4 separate regions of the Homo sapiens genome follow, and all the other regions are linked to region 1. A link is a contact called in ENCODE Hi-C or POLR2A ChIA-PET data. All regions are on one chromosome and are shown on one strand. The core of a region is the stretch at or near the end of the contact, and the rest is flanking DNA. Distances in the headings are between cores, read along the strand shown. Region 1 holds the start of PPP6R2 (protein phosphatase 6 regulatory subunit 2). Region 2 holds the start of PIM3 (Pim-3 proto-oncogene, serine/threonine kinase). Region 3 holds the start of MAPK8IP2 (mitogen-activated protein kinase 8 interacting protein 2). Region 4 holds the start of ZBED4 (zinc finger BED-type containing 4).

The links. Hi-C counts contacts between places; a loop is a spot of excess contacts on that map. ChIA-PET counts read pairs that join two places held with the same protein, here RNA polymerase II (POLR2A). Pooled maps may share reads with other maps.
Region 2: a pooled map shows a loop between it and region 1 (7-fold over the local background). The contact joins the promoter of PIM3 here to the promoter of PPP6R2 in region 1. A Hi-C loop is called at or near these places in 2 of 37 single-sample maps with no recorded cell type and 9 of 50 pooled maps. POLR2A ChIA-PET finds 5 or more read pairs at or near these places in 2 of 52 experiments (GM10248 and HEK293).
Region 3: a loop to region 1 is called in a pooled map, with 12 times the contacts of the local background. The contact joins the promoter of MAPK8IP2 here to the promoter of PPP6R2 in region 1. A Hi-C loop is called at or near these places in 3 of 50 pooled maps. POLR2A ChIA-PET finds 5 or more read pairs at or near these places in 2 of 52 experiments (CD4-positive, alpha-beta T cell and activated CD8-positive, alpha-beta memory T cell).
Region 4: a loop to region 1 is called in a pooled map, with 13 times the contacts of the local background. The contact joins the promoter of ZBED4 here to the promoter of PPP6R2 in region 1. A Hi-C loop is called at or near these places in 6 of 50 pooled maps. POLR2A ChIA-PET finds 5 or more read pairs at or near these places in 2 of 52 experiments (OCI-LY7 and activated B cell).

The regions. Positions count from the first base shown.
Region 1 is chr22:50,342,045-50,345,280 of GRCh38, forward strand. PPP6R2 (protein phosphatase 6 regulatory subunit 2) reads left to right here and starts at 1,283. Exons shown (of 24, transcript NM_001242898.2): 1 at 1,283-1,506. RefSeq lists an enhancer at 1-637 and silencers at 734-903, 1,174-1,453, 1,464-1,543.
Region 2 is chr22:49,958,907-49,962,061 of GRCh38, forward strand. PIM3 (Pim-3 proto-oncogene, serine/threonine kinase) reads left to right here and starts at 1,866. Exons shown (of 6, transcript NM_001001852.4): 1 at 1,866-2,126; 2 at 2,219-2,328; 3 at 2,412-2,462; 4 at 2,536-2,905. The coding sequence starts at 2,042. RefSeq lists silencers at 839-898, 1,039-1,318, 1,359-1,998, 2,049-2,198, 2,339-2,388 and 1 more.
Region 3 is chr22:50,599,365-50,602,903 of GRCh38, forward strand. MAPK8IP2 (mitogen-activated protein kinase 8 interacting protein 2) reads left to right here and starts at 1,429. Exons shown (of 12, transcript NM_012324.6): 1 at 1,429-1,519; 2 at 2,425-2,530. The coding sequence starts at 1,455. RefSeq lists a silencer at 839-1,018 and an enhancer at 1,808-2,308.
Region 4 is chr22:49,852,261-49,855,371 of GRCh38, forward strand. ZBED4 (zinc finger BED-type containing 4) reads left to right here and starts at 1,584. Exons shown (of 2, transcript NM_014838.3): 1 at 1,584-1,729. LOC105377205 (a long non-coding RNA gene) reads right to left here and starts at 1,252. Exons shown (of 5, transcript NR_188597.1): 1 at 176-1,252. LOC124905147 (a long non-coding RNA gene) reads right to left here. Exons shown (of 2, transcript XR_007068156.1): 2 at 2,242-3,026. RefSeq lists silencers at 932-1,021, 1,042-1,771, 1,942-2,231.

The sequences.
Region 1 (3,236 bases), core at 33-2,532:
TGAGCACAGGAGGGGTATCAAGATCAGGCAGAGTTGCACGTGCTCACGGCAGCAGGAGCATCTCCTGCATCTGGTGCCCCTGGCCCCAGTCCCCATTCCGTAGCTCAACTCAGCAGCACCTCCCGCTCCTGCAAAGGAGACCATGGTGAGGGCAGGAGAAGGGCATAGCCTGCTGAACGCAGGGTGTCTCTTCTCTAGGTTGTGAGGCTGAGGCTTTTTCACCCCCACTTCCTGGAAGTTCCCTCAACGGAACCTGCCAGAAATCTGCCCCTTAGGATGCTAGGGGAAAAGCTTTTGCTGGGGAAAGGCTCGCCAGAGGCATCTGCTATAAAACCGGCGAGGAGGGTGCTGCTGACCAGGGCAGGGGACAGGCGTCGGGGAAGCCCGGGGCCGCCAGCCGCAGGGCCAAGCCCTTTTCTCCTGCAACGTCTCTGGCGCCCTCTACCGACAAAGCCTAACAGCGCCAGCTGGCAAAAGAGAAATACCGAATATTTGAGCCGCCCAGATACGCTTTCGCAGAGAGCATCGGTGAATCCTGGGCAATACACTGACAACTGGAAAAAACGTTTAGAGATCCCTTAAGTGCTCCATGTTTTCCCAACATTTACCCACGGCTCGCTCTAACATCTGAAATAATAGTAATCATTTTTGAAATTATTTTGATGGAATTAAACAATTCCAGCACTTGTTAAATAGGCACATACTTAATTTGCAAAACGCCGTGCAAGAACCCGTAGCGCACCTGGAGAAAACTGTCTGGAGGCGGCTCAGGCACTCCGGGTCCAGGCAGGACGCGGGACGGGGAGGGGCCAGGCCTGGCGCCCGGGGCTGAGCCCGCTCCTGCTGCTCGGGGCGTCCACGCCCCGCGGCCTCTGGGAGGGGCCTGTGGCAGGAGGGAGGCCCGGGAGAACAGGCCCTTTCCTGGGCCACGGGGGAAACCCCTGCCCCAGGTGTGTGTCTCTCAAATGCTGCGTCGGGCCACGCGAGGATTGTTTTGTGGCTACAACAAAATTAACTATGCTTGCACAAAACTTTAGCCAATACCTCAAAGGGAAACGTAAAAGGGGAAAGACGCACTCTTACCCCACCCACTCCAAGGCAGCAGTCAGCACACCCAAGCCCTCGTGCTCCCACGCGGGTTTCACCGAGTGCCCCACTCCAGGGGGCCCGGAGAGCCGGCCCAGGTCCCGGCCCCGCCCACCCGCGCGGCCCCGCCCCCGGCCGCGAGCGTGCGCGCCCCAAGCGGAGACCCCGCCCCCGGAGCGCGTGCCCGTGCGCCGCCGCCGCCATTTTGGAGCGATCGGAGTGCCGCCCGCGGCCCCGAGTCGGTCTCGAGCCGCCGGCCGGCCGTGCCGGTGTCCGTAGGCGCTGCGCCCTCGGCCGGGCCCATGTGTGTGCGGCCCGCCCGAGGCCGCCCGGGCTTTGCCTCCACCAGCGCCCTGGCCTCCGCTCGGGCCTCCACACGGGCCTCCGAAGAGCTGCCGCGACGCCCGGCCCGCAGGGCAGGTGAGTGCGGCCGCCCGCCGCTCAGACCCGGCCCCCAGTCTGCCAGTGCCCCCCAAGTCACTTCTCCCCGAGTCAGTCAGTGCCCCCTCCAGATAGTTATCCCCCAGTCAGTCAGTTCCCCCTCCAGTCAGTTCCCCCCAGTCGGTGCCCCCGGAGTCAGTGCCCCCCCCAAGTCAGTCAGTGCCCCCTCCAGTCAGTTCCCCCCCAGTTAGTGCACCCTCTAGTCAGTTCCCCCAGTCAGTGCCCCCTCCAGTCAGTTCCCCCCCAGTCAGTTCCCCCCCAGTCAGTTTCCCCCCAGTCAGTTTCCCCCCAGTCAGTGCCCCCCAGTCAGTGCCCCCTCCAGTCAGTTCCCCCCCAGTCAGTGCCCCCTCCAGTCAGTTTCCCCCCAGTCAGTGCCCCCTCCAGTCAGTTCCCCCCCAGTCAGTGCCTCCTCCAGTCAGTTTCCCCCAGTCAGTGCCTCCTCCAGTCAGTTTCCCCCAGTCAGTGCCCCCTCCAGTCAGTTCCCCCCCCAGTCAGTGCCCCCTCTAGTCAGTTCCCCCCCAGTCAGTGCCCCCTCTAGTCAGTTCCCCCCCAGTCAGTGCCCCCTCTAGTCAGTTTCCCCCCAGTCAGTGCCTCCTCCAGTCAGTTTCCCCCAGTCAGTGCCTCCTCCAGTCAGTTTCCCCCAGTCAGTGCCTCCTCCAGTCAGTTTCCCCCAGTCAGTGCCCCCTCCAGTCAGTTCCCCCCAGTCAGTGCCCCCCCAGTCAGTTTCCCCCCAGTCAGTGCCCCCCAGTCAGTGCCCCCCAGTCAGTGCCCCCTCCAGTCAATTCCCCCCAGTCAGTGCCCCCTCCAGTCAGTTCCCCCCCCAGTCAGTGCCCCCTTCAGTCAGTTCCCCCAGTCAGTGCCCCCTCCAGTCAGTTCCCCCCCAGTCAGTGCCCCCCCAGTCAGTTTCCCCCCAGTCAGTGCCCCCCAGTCAGTGCCCCCTCCAGTCAATTCCCCCCAGTCAGTGCCCCCTCCAGTCAATTCCCCCCAGTCAGTGCCTCCTCCAGTCAGTTTCCCCCAGTCAGTGCCCCCTCCAGTCAGTTCCCCCCAGTCAGTGCCCCCCCAGTCAGTTTCCCCCCAGTCAGTGCCCCCCAGTCAGTGCCCCCTCCAGTCAATTCCCCCTAGTCAGTGCCCCCTCCAGTCAGTTCCCCCCCAGTCAGTGCCTCCTCCAGTCAGTTTCCCCCAGTCAGTGCCTCCTCCAGTCAGTTTCCCCCAGTCAGTGCCCCCTCCAGTCAGTTCCCCCCCCAGTCAGTGCCCCCTCTAGTCAGTTCCCCCCCAGTCAGTGCCCCCTCTAGTCAGTTCCCCCCCAGTCAGTGCCCCCTCTAGTCAGTTCCCCCCCAGTCAGTGCCCCCTCTAGTCAGTTCCCCCCCAGTCAGTGCCCCCTCTAGTCAGTTTCCCCCCAGTCAGTGCCTCCTCCAGTCAGTTTCCCCCAGTCAGTGCCTCCTCCAGTCAGTTTCCCCCAGTCAGTGCCTCCTCCAGTCAGTTTCCCCCAGTCAGTGCCCCCTCCAGTCAGTTCCCCCCAGTCAGTGCCCCCCCAGTCAGTTTCCCCCCAGTCAGTGCCCCCCAGTCAGTGCCCCCTCCAGTCAATTCCCCCCAGTCAGTGCCCCCTCCAGTCAGTTCCCCCCCAAGTCAGTGCCCCCTCCAGTCAGTTCCCCCAGTCAGTGCCCCCTCCAGTCAGTTCCCCCCCAGTCAGTGCCTCCTCCAGTCAGTTT
Region 2 (3,155 bases), core at 616-3,115, 380 kb before region 1:
TGTAGTGGTCACCCCCTAGACCTACCGTGCTCTCCAGCATCTCTGCCCACCTCTGCTGCGTGTCCAGCACAGAAGAGGGCAGCCCCACTGGACCCTCAGGTAGGTCCCCGGGAGGACCCACATGGGCAGCAGCCCCTCCTCCTTCGCAGGTGCTGTGTGGATACTGCTGGAGGGGAAGGCTTGGGGTGTCATCCTACCAGGGATCTGATCTCGGGGGAGCCCTGTGCTGGGTGCGTGGTGGGTGGGGGAAGGCTAACCCACCAGCCCCAACCCTGCCCTCGTACTGCGGGAGAGAACTGGACAGAGCTCTGGGAAGCAGCGGCTGGAGGGGGAGGGGCCTGGGGACAAACAATGTCGCGTTGGCTTTGATCCTCAGGACCCAAGGGACAGGAAGAGATGAGCTAGGCAAGAGAGGAGCCCCCAGGAGCACAGGCATGGGCCCAGGCAGCGGGCGACGAAGCGAGCCCCAGAGGGCGCCCAGATGGCAGGTGGGCCTGGGCCAGTCCCGAGAGCCACAGCCTCAGAAGAGCTGAACAGGGGAGTGGTGTGTGAGTGGTCAGCGCAGGGACAGCGATGGTGACTGTATAGAGATGAGAGGTCAGACTTAGGGGAGGCTGGAAGCTCCGAGGCAAGTGTGTGTGCGCGCTGACGGTCACACCAGACCGCCCGGGGATGTCTGCCACAATATTTAGACCCCTGAGGGCCACTGAGAACGCCTGGCAGTGCCAAGAGGACCAGCCCCTGGGCCCTCTGGCCCCCAACTCTCAACCCACTAGCCCTGGGGCTGGCGGGTGGCCACTCACGTCCTGGAACCCTGAGCTGCTCTCAGGCCGGTGACTTTGGACCAATGTTGGCAATCTGTGGGTTTGCACCAAACCACACAGGTGAGTCAGACTTCTGTACAGAGAGCAGGGAAGGGGCACGACAGGGTGAAGTCCAGACCAGGGCAATGTGTACCCCGGCTGTTCAGCCTTTGAGTGCGGCTGTCGCAGCAATCAAGGTGGGCTCCCTGGTGGAGGTGGACAGCAGCTGCTGGAGAGCCCGGAGGGCAGCCAGGACCGTGTCAGACGGCAGGAGTCGGGCGGGGCCACTCCAGGCACCGGCCAGCAGGGCAGAGGTACCAGGGAGGGCCCTCGGGCTGCGGGCGTGAGGTCAGAGCCCAGGGTGAGGAGGAAGCATCTCCAGCCAGGTGCGCTCTCGGCCCCCGCCGGGGCTGCGAGGCTGGGGGCGCTGCCGCTGCGAGGGCTTCCAGAGGAGCCGGCGCTACCTCCCCGCGCGCCCGGCCACGTGCGCGACGGGATGCGCAGACAGCCGGGGACGCAGACTGGCGGCGTGTGTCACCTCGAGGCCGCGGGACAAGCGCAGGTCGCCTCCCGCACTCCCACACCCCCAGGAACCCTGCTCGGGGCCGGCGGGTGACCTTCCTAGGCACTGCTGGGGGCGGAGCCAGGAAACGGCTCGCCCCGCCATTGGCTGGGGCGCCGGATTTCTTTAAAAACTCCGGCTTCCATTGGCTCGTGCAGTCCCTCCTCGTTCTGCCCGAGGCGCCACGGCCGCCACCCGCGCGGGCACTGCGCCTGCGCGGAGTGAGAGCGTGAGCGCGGAGAGCGGACCGACGCGACACGCCGTGCGCCTCCGCGGCTGCGCTACGAAAACGAGTCCCGGAGCGGCCCCGCGCCCGCCGCACCCGGCCCTCGCCCGCCCGAAGACAGGCGCCAAGCTGCCCCGCCGTCTCCCCAGCTAGCGCCCGGCCGCCGCCGCCTCGCGGGCCCCGGGCGGAAGGGGGCGGGGTCCCGATTCGCCCCGCCCCCGCGGAGGGATACGCGGCGCCGCGGCCCAAAACCCCCGGGCGAGGCGGCCGGGGCGGGTGAGGCGCTCCGCCTGCTGCGCGTCTACGCGGTCCCCGCGGGCCTTCCGGGCCCACTGCGCCGCGCGGACCGCCTCGGGCTCGGACGGCCGGTGTCCCCGGCGCGCCGCTCGCCCGGATCGGCCGCGGCTTCGGCGCCTGGGGCTCGGGGCTCCGGGGAGGCCGTCGCCCGCGATGCTGCTCTCCAAGTTCGGCTCCCTGGCGCACCTCTGCGGGCCCGGCGGCGTGGACCACCTCCCGGTGAAGATCCTGCAGCCAGGTACGCGCGGGGCCGGCGGGGCCGGGGCCGGGGCCAGGGCGGGGACCGGGGGCGCCCCGGGCCGCACCAACCCCGCCCGCGCCTCCCTGCAGCCAAGGCGGACAAGGAGAGCTTCGAGAAGGCGTACCAGGTGGGCGCCGTGCTGGGTAGCGGCGGCTTCGGCACGGTCTACGCGGGTAGCCGCATCGCCGACGGGCTCCCGGTGAGTCGGACCGCCGGGCGGGCCCGGGTTTCTCGCGCGCCTTGCGCCTCGCTTGGCCCGGCCTGACCCCCGCGTCTCCGCAGGTGGCTGTGAAGCACGTGGTGAAGGAGCGGGTGACCGAGTGGGGCAGCCTGGTAAGTTGGGGCACGGGCGGCGGCGGCGGCGGGGGGCGGGCGCGGGGCTTTTGCTGACCGCCGTGTCCCCCAGGGCGGCGCGACCGTGCCCCTGGAGGTGGTGCTGCTGCGCAAGGTGGGCGCGGCGGGCGGCGCGCGCGGCGTCATCCGCCTGCTGGACTGGTTCGAGCGGCCCGACGGCTTCCTGCTGGTGCTGGAGCGGCCCGAGCCGGCGCAGGACCTCTTCGACTTTATCACGGAGCGCGGCGCCCTGGACGAGCCGCTGGCGCGCCGCTTCTTCGCGCAGGTGCTGGCCGCCGTGCGCCACTGCCACAGCTGCGGGGTCGTGCACCGCGACATTAAGGACGAAAATCTGCTTGTGGACCTGCGCTCCGGAGAGCTCAAGCTCATCGACTTCGGTTCGGGTGCGCTGCTCAAGGACACGGTCTACACCGACTTCGACGGTGAGCGCGGGCGCGGGGCAGGGAACGTTCCGGGGGCCTTGCCGGCGGGTTAACGCCTGCAGGGGCGGCACATGGAGGGGCTGATGACTGTTGGGCGGCCGCGCGCCCTGGGTCTGCTCTCGTGGGGAGCAGAGGCCCACGCGCTACCCTGGGGAGGGCTGAGCGAGGGATCAAGAGCGGGATCGTGCTGGGTGGGGGCTAGGGGCGCGCTCAATATTGCTTCCTCCATCGCGTTGGGGGGTACGGGGCC
Region 3 (3,539 bases), core at 179-2,678, 260 kb after region 1:
TCAAGGGGGAAAAGGGATTGCGCTTTTGTTGAAATGCCAGCCTCCTTCTTTAGCCAATATTTAGCCAGGTGCTGTGGTTCACACCTGTAATCCCAGCACTTTGGGAGGCTGAGGCCAGAGGATAGCTGAGCCCAGGAGTTTGAGACCAACCTGGGCAATACAGAGAGAGCCGGTCTCTCTCTCTCTCTTTTTTTTTTTTTGAGACGGAGTCTTGCTCTTGCCAGGCTGGAGTGCAGTGGCGCAATCTCGTCTCACTGCAACCTCCGCTTCCCGGGTTCAAATGATTCTCCTGGCTCAGCCTCCCAAGTCGCCGGGACTACAGGCGCCCGCCACCACGCCCGGCTAATTTTTTTGTATTTTTAGTAAAGACGGGGTTTCACCATGTTGGCCAGGATGGTCTCTGGTCTCGATCTCTTGACGTCGTGATCCACCCGCCTTGGCCTCTCAAAGTGGTGGGATTGCAGGCGTGAGCCACCGCGCCCAGCCACCGGTCTCTATTTTAGAAAGAAAAAAAGTGTCCTGCAGTCTCTCCCTAGTTCTGCGCCCTCAACCCTGATCTCCCGCCTCCTCCCACAGCCACCGTCTCGAGCTCAGCTTCAACCATGGCCCTCCCCACAGGGCTCCATCCCAAGCCAGAGCGGGTCAGTTCCCTACACAGGGCCCAGCAACACGGTGCCCAAGAAAAAGTGTTTCCAGTGGGACGCATGTCGCCTCCGTGGGTGCTAACTTCTCCCAGTGCCCGTCGGTACGTCCGTCCGGCTGTGCAGTCTCTACTGAGTGCTCAAAGTCCACTTTTAGCCCCAGCCAGCATCCTCTGAGTACCTTGTGCTCGATTCTGAATCCAGCCCTGCTCGGCGACCCTCGTGCAGACGTCCCCGTGCAGCCCCGGTCAGCACCCCGTGGGGACAGCTCCGATCAGCACCCGACGGCGGACAGCTCCTCCCGCGCCTCCCGCCTCGCCCGCCACCCCGCTCCGGGCCGCACCCGGGTTAGGGTTCCTGGGGGGATCCTGGGCGCGGCGGCGCAGCTCCCGGGGCCGCCCCGGCCTCTCGCCCAGAGGAAACAGCCCACGGCGAACCCGAGGCCCGCGGACCCCGGCGCTGCCTCCTCGGCCTCCCGCCCCGCGCGGGTCCTCCAGGGCGGGGCCCGACGCCCACCCGCCCGCCCCTTCCCTCCCGCCCCTCCCCGGGAAAAATCCTCATCGCACGCCCGGCCCTTCCCCAACCAGCGCCCGGCAGTGAAGCCGCCGCCTCTCCTCCAACCAGCGTCCCCGGCCGCGTCCCTCCCCCGCCTCCCCCGCCGCCCTCCCCGCGCCGCCGCGGAGTCCGGGCGAGGTGCGCGGGGCGGACGCCGCAGGGCGTGTCACGAGGTGAGCGGGGCGGGCCGAGCGCCGGCGCGGGGCGCGGCGAGGCTCCCGCACCCCCCGCCGCAGTCGCGGGCCTCTCCCGGAGAAGATGGCGGATCGCGCGGAGATGTTTTCTCTCTCCACCTTCCACTCGCTGTCGCCGCCGGGCTGCAGGTACCCCCCTCGGCGCCCGGGCCGGGCGGACCCTCCGCTCCCTGCGCACCCCCCCGACCCCGACCCGGCCCGGACCCCCGTCCCCGCCGCCCCAGCCCCGCCGCCGGCGCGGACCCGGCCCCGGCCCCCTGCGGTCCCTGAGCCTCGGCTCGGGCGCCCCACCCCCACCCCGCTCCCACTCCCTCCATCTTCACCGCGCGTCCCCAGCCTCAGTGACCCCCGGGCCCCGCCGGGATTCTGAGCCGCGCCCGGCCTGGACGGCTGACCTGTCAAGGGTGGAGGCCCTGGGCCGACCCTCTGCGGGGGAGGATGCGGGCGGGATGCGGGCACACCCTCCCGGCGCGGCGTGTCCCGGTGGCCTTGGCCTCTTTCAGTGGACGCCAGACCTGGCCGATAGGGCCCGGCCGGGAGAGAGTGGAAATCAAGCCCGGAGCCCTGCGGGAAGGGACTGGGGTTGGGAGGACGCTGGGCCTCTGGGTTTAGGCCTCACTCCGCCGGAGAGGGGGAGACAAACAGGCCAGACTCTCTTCCCAGAGCAGGAGCGACCCCTCCCCATCTGCCGCTGCCGCGTTGCAGCTCCCCCTCCCCTGCTCTGCAAGACCCTGACCCCAGGGGCCTGGAGCTGCGAGTGGAGGGAGGAGAGGCTGCTGGCTCTCCAGGGAGGCGGGGTGGGAGGGGTGGGGGCAGGGTTGGCTCCTCCGGGCAGGCCTGGCTCAGATGGGGGAGGGGATCCACAGGCGAGCAGAGCTTGGGGGTCAAGATGATGGCAGGATGTGTTCCGAGAGCTGGGGGCTGTGGAAACCACTGGGTGTAGGAGCTGACGCCTCCCTCTGCCCCTCCTCAGGGCCAGTTGCCAGGCAGGGAGTCCAGGGTTGGTGGCTCTCTGACCCTGGTCTCCTTTCCAGGCCTCCCCAGGACATAAGCCTGGAAGAATTTGACGACGAAGATCTGTCTGAGATCACTGATGACTGTGGCCTGGGCCTCAGCTACGACTCAGACCACTGTGAGAAGGTGGGAGAAGAGTTGGGGACACAGATCCAGCTCAAGGGAGGGCCTCATTAGGTTCTTCTTAGCGTTCACTTGGGGTTTTAGGGTGGGTGTGAGCTCAGCCTTGAACCGGGGACTCCTCTGATGGCTCCTCCCCACTTAACCCTTGAGGTTTCCTTGGTATCAACTCTCTCTTATTCCAACACATTGCAGGCCTCCACGCAGGGCCTTCCCCAGCATTCTCCCCGACCCCATCGGTGGCCAGCCCGGGGCAGGGAGGTGCTCCTTTGCTTTGGGTGCCCTCTGTCCTCAGATCACTCCCAGAAAGATCTAATCCCTGGCAGCTGCCATCACAACCTTGTCCCCTCTGCAGCCCTGTGCCCTCGTCTGCAGCTCCCATCTGTCTGTTTCATGTCTCCCCCTGCTGAAATCTTTTCTCGTCCATCTCTTGCTTCTCCTCCTCCCTGTCTCTCCACATTTCTGCTTTCATTTATTGAAGAACATTTCTGAGCAACTGCCATGTGGCAAGTACTGGGGGCTTCTGGGTGCTGGGAGTGGAACAGGACAGCTGCTCTCTGGAGCTGCAACTTAGTAGGGGAGAAAGACTTGTAAGGGACAATGGCTGCCCACGTGTCAAGGGCTGCATTCCAACAGGGACATAAGTTCCACGAGGGGGAAGGGAACCCAATCCACACTGAAGGAATCAGGGAGAATTTCCAGAGGAAATGTCAACCATGCCCTGAGGTTAGCAGAGCCAGGCAGATGGGGTAGGTAGGAGGGAATGGAGGAGAGGAAGTGCCAGCATGGGGAATAACTGTGCCAATGGCCCTGGGGTTGGCGCAAAGTTGGTGAATCCTCAGAGTGCAGAGGCTGTCTCTCCATTTCTGCATCTGTTTGATGTTTACTGAACATCCGCTGAGCCCCAGGTCTTGTTCTTGGGGGCGGGTGCAACAGTGCATAACATGGACATGACCCTGCCCTGGTGGGGCTTGCAACAGACCAAAAACCATGTCCAGTAACTGTAAGTTGTGTT
Region 4 (3,111 bases), core at 334-2,833, 490 kb before region 1:
GGGAGGCGGAGGTTGCAGTGAGCCGAGATCACGCTACCGCACTCCAGCCTGGGGACAGAGCGAGACTCTGTCTCAGAAAGAAAAAAAAAAGAAAAAGAAAGAAACAGGGAGCCCTTTTTGGGTGTCAGTGCCTGGTCTCAACTCCATAGCTATGGTGGAAGGTAAAGCAGTTTACCTTTTAACTACATGAACAAGCATGGTGGTGTTCCAGTTGAACTCCTTAGGAAACCGACATTTTAATTTAATTTTTTTTTGGAGACGGAGTCTTGCTCTGTCACCCAGACTGGAGTGCAGTGGCGCGATCTCGGCTCACTGCAACCTCTGCCTCCCGGGTTCAAGCGATTCTTCTGCCTCAGTCTCCCGAGTATCTGGGATTACAGGAGCCCACCACCACGTCTGGCTAATTTTTTATTTTTTTTCAGTAGAGACGGGGTTTCTCCATGTTGGCCAGGCTGGTCTCGAACTCCTGATCTCAGGTGATCCACCCGCCTCGGCCTCCCAAAGTGCAGGGATTACAGGCGTGAGCCACCGTGCCCGGCCGATATTTGAATGTCATATACTTTTCATATATGCTAAAATACTGTTTTAATTCTCCCCCAACCTCTTAAAAACGAGAAAAGCATTCTTAGCTCAGGCACCATAGAAAACCCGGCTGCAGGCTGGACGTGGACTTTGGAACAGTCGGCGTGCGGGTGAAGGGGCACAGCCGCGGGGCAGGGGCGGGCTCCGGGCAGAGGCGGCCGTGATAACTCCACGCTCCCGCTCCAGCCGGTGACCGCCACGCGGGCTCCTCTCACTCTCACACTCAGGCCGAGAAAATGCCGAAAGCCGTGTCACCAACGGGGGACCTCGGGGCCACATTCAGCATGCAGAGTTTATTTGGTCTGCTCAAACATTTGTGTTAGGAAATAACACATTAAAAGTGCACATTTCCTTCAGACCCTGAGAAGCGGGCGAGTCCCGTGCGCTCCGCACCGCCAGCCCCGGCCCCGCGCTCGCCCAGAGGGCCGCCCTCCTCCCGCCGACCCGGCTTGGGGCTTAGGCGTTAATCCCGTCCCCCGGGGGGGCCGCGCGGGGAGCCCCGATCGCCTTAGGGTCAACGGCTTAGGTCCCAGCCCACGAGGCCTGACCGCACCGCACTGAGCGGCCTCTGCGCCAGGTAAGGGGGTTCGGGGCGGGACCGGGAACCGCGCTGCTAGCCGTCCCGGAAACCCGCGGTGGGCCGTTGGGTGCGCGCCGAGCCGCTGCCAACTGCCAAGCCACGGGACGAAACCAAGGCGCCCGCGCCCCGCCCAGCCAGAGCGCCTAAGCCCTTCCCGTCGCCCGCCAGCGCCGGAGCGCCCACTGCGCCTGCGTAGTTTGCCCTCCTGGACCCGGGGGCGGAGCCGAAGCGCGCATTGCGCCTGCGTCTTCCGCCCGACCCCGCCCCAGCGGCCGGGCCTCCGGCGCTCCGTCCTCCCGCCCGGCCAGGGACGAGGCGGGGCGGGTACGCGGACACTGCGCCTGCGAGAGTAGGCCCCGCCCCCGATCGGCCCCGCCCCCGGCCAGCCCCGCCCCGCGCCGCGCGGGGCCCTGGGAGGGGCGCAGCGTCCGGCGGCGTCGCGGGCGGCGGGCGGCGGGGCCGCGGGAGGGGCGCGGGGGCAGACAAAGCCGCGGTAATGAATGGAGCGTCCGCCCGCGCCGCCGTCGTCCGCAGCCGGCCGGGAGCCGCCCCAGAGGCCGGGCCGAGGTGAGTGCGCGGGCGCCGCCGCCCCGCCGCCTGCCGCGAGCCCCGTCCCCCGCGGACCGCGCCGGGGCCGGGCCGGGCCGCGCCATTGTCTGCGCCGCGCCGGGGCCAGGGCCGGGGCCAGGCGGGCGGGGGCGCGGTTCCGTGGCCTCGGGGTCCCCGCCCGGCGCCGCCCCGGACCCGCCCCCGCGCGGACCCCGGCCCTGACAGCTGGCGCGGGGGCGGCGCCGACTGAGCGGCCGAGTGCCGGGGGTCGGCGCCCGGCCTGGCCCACGTGCCCGCGCCGTTGCTTCCGGGCGGACGGGACGGGGCTCGGGCTCGGGGCGCCGCCCGGGTCCGCCGGGAGCGCGCTGTCCCGGCCACGTCGAGTTAACCCCGCGAGCCCCGTCCCTGGGACTTCTCTGGACGTGTCATTCCCGTCCCACCTCCAGGAAGGGCCACCTGGGCCCTGCTTCATGTCTCAGCCCAGACGGGTCCTTGCGACGCGCCCCGAGGCAGGTTATTGTACGTGGTTCTGGGGATGACCGTTCACATTTAATGAATAAAAATGTAACTTGCCTTGCGAACCATAATTTCAAATGTTTTTCGACTGCAGTGGTTTTCCTACACCCAAATGAGCTCGCAGTCAGTTTTGTTTCTTCTTTTGTCCCGTTGTGTGGCCCACACCGCCTTCGTTGCTAAGAGAATCGCAGCCCCTCGGGCTCCCTTCTGCGCCTTTCTATTCCGGGTGGCCCTGGTAGACCCGGGCACCTCTGTGGAAACACGTCCCGGCCAAGCTGAGCCGTCAGAAGCTTCTGTTGGTGTTCTCGTGTTGGTCGAAAGGGAAGTTATTTATTTTGAAGTTAACTCTGATCAGATTACGTTTTTAGAAATCCATTCAGACCTCATAGTGAGGCCAGTTTGGTAAAGCAAGGGCATCCTGCGACTTTTTACACAGAAATGTTTTTTATTTTTTCTGTGTATGTCATTCATAGTGACAAAATTGAGGCTAGGAAGGATTTGGTTGGGATTTTTTTTTAAGTGCTATGAATAAGCCACATTTTGATTATGAATTAATTGCAATTACTAAACAAAGTTACTTTGCAAGAGGAAAGTTTACAGGAGTTTGATTCCATACTCCGAGGGTTTCCAATGGGACGTCCGTACAAGGCTGCACACTTCCCGTAGTCCTTAAACGGATTATATCTGCTTGTCATGATTGGCTTTTTTTCAAGAAAAGATCTAGCACAAGTTAAGAGAGATTCTGTGAATCTTGAAAAAGCTTCAGAGGCCCGGTCTTTGAGGTGAGGACACAGTTAATCTATATGGAAAGAAACCTAAGACTTTTAGTCCACTTGACAGGTGGTTACAGGGTCTCCCCCAACACACACTCTTGTCCAGGTAAT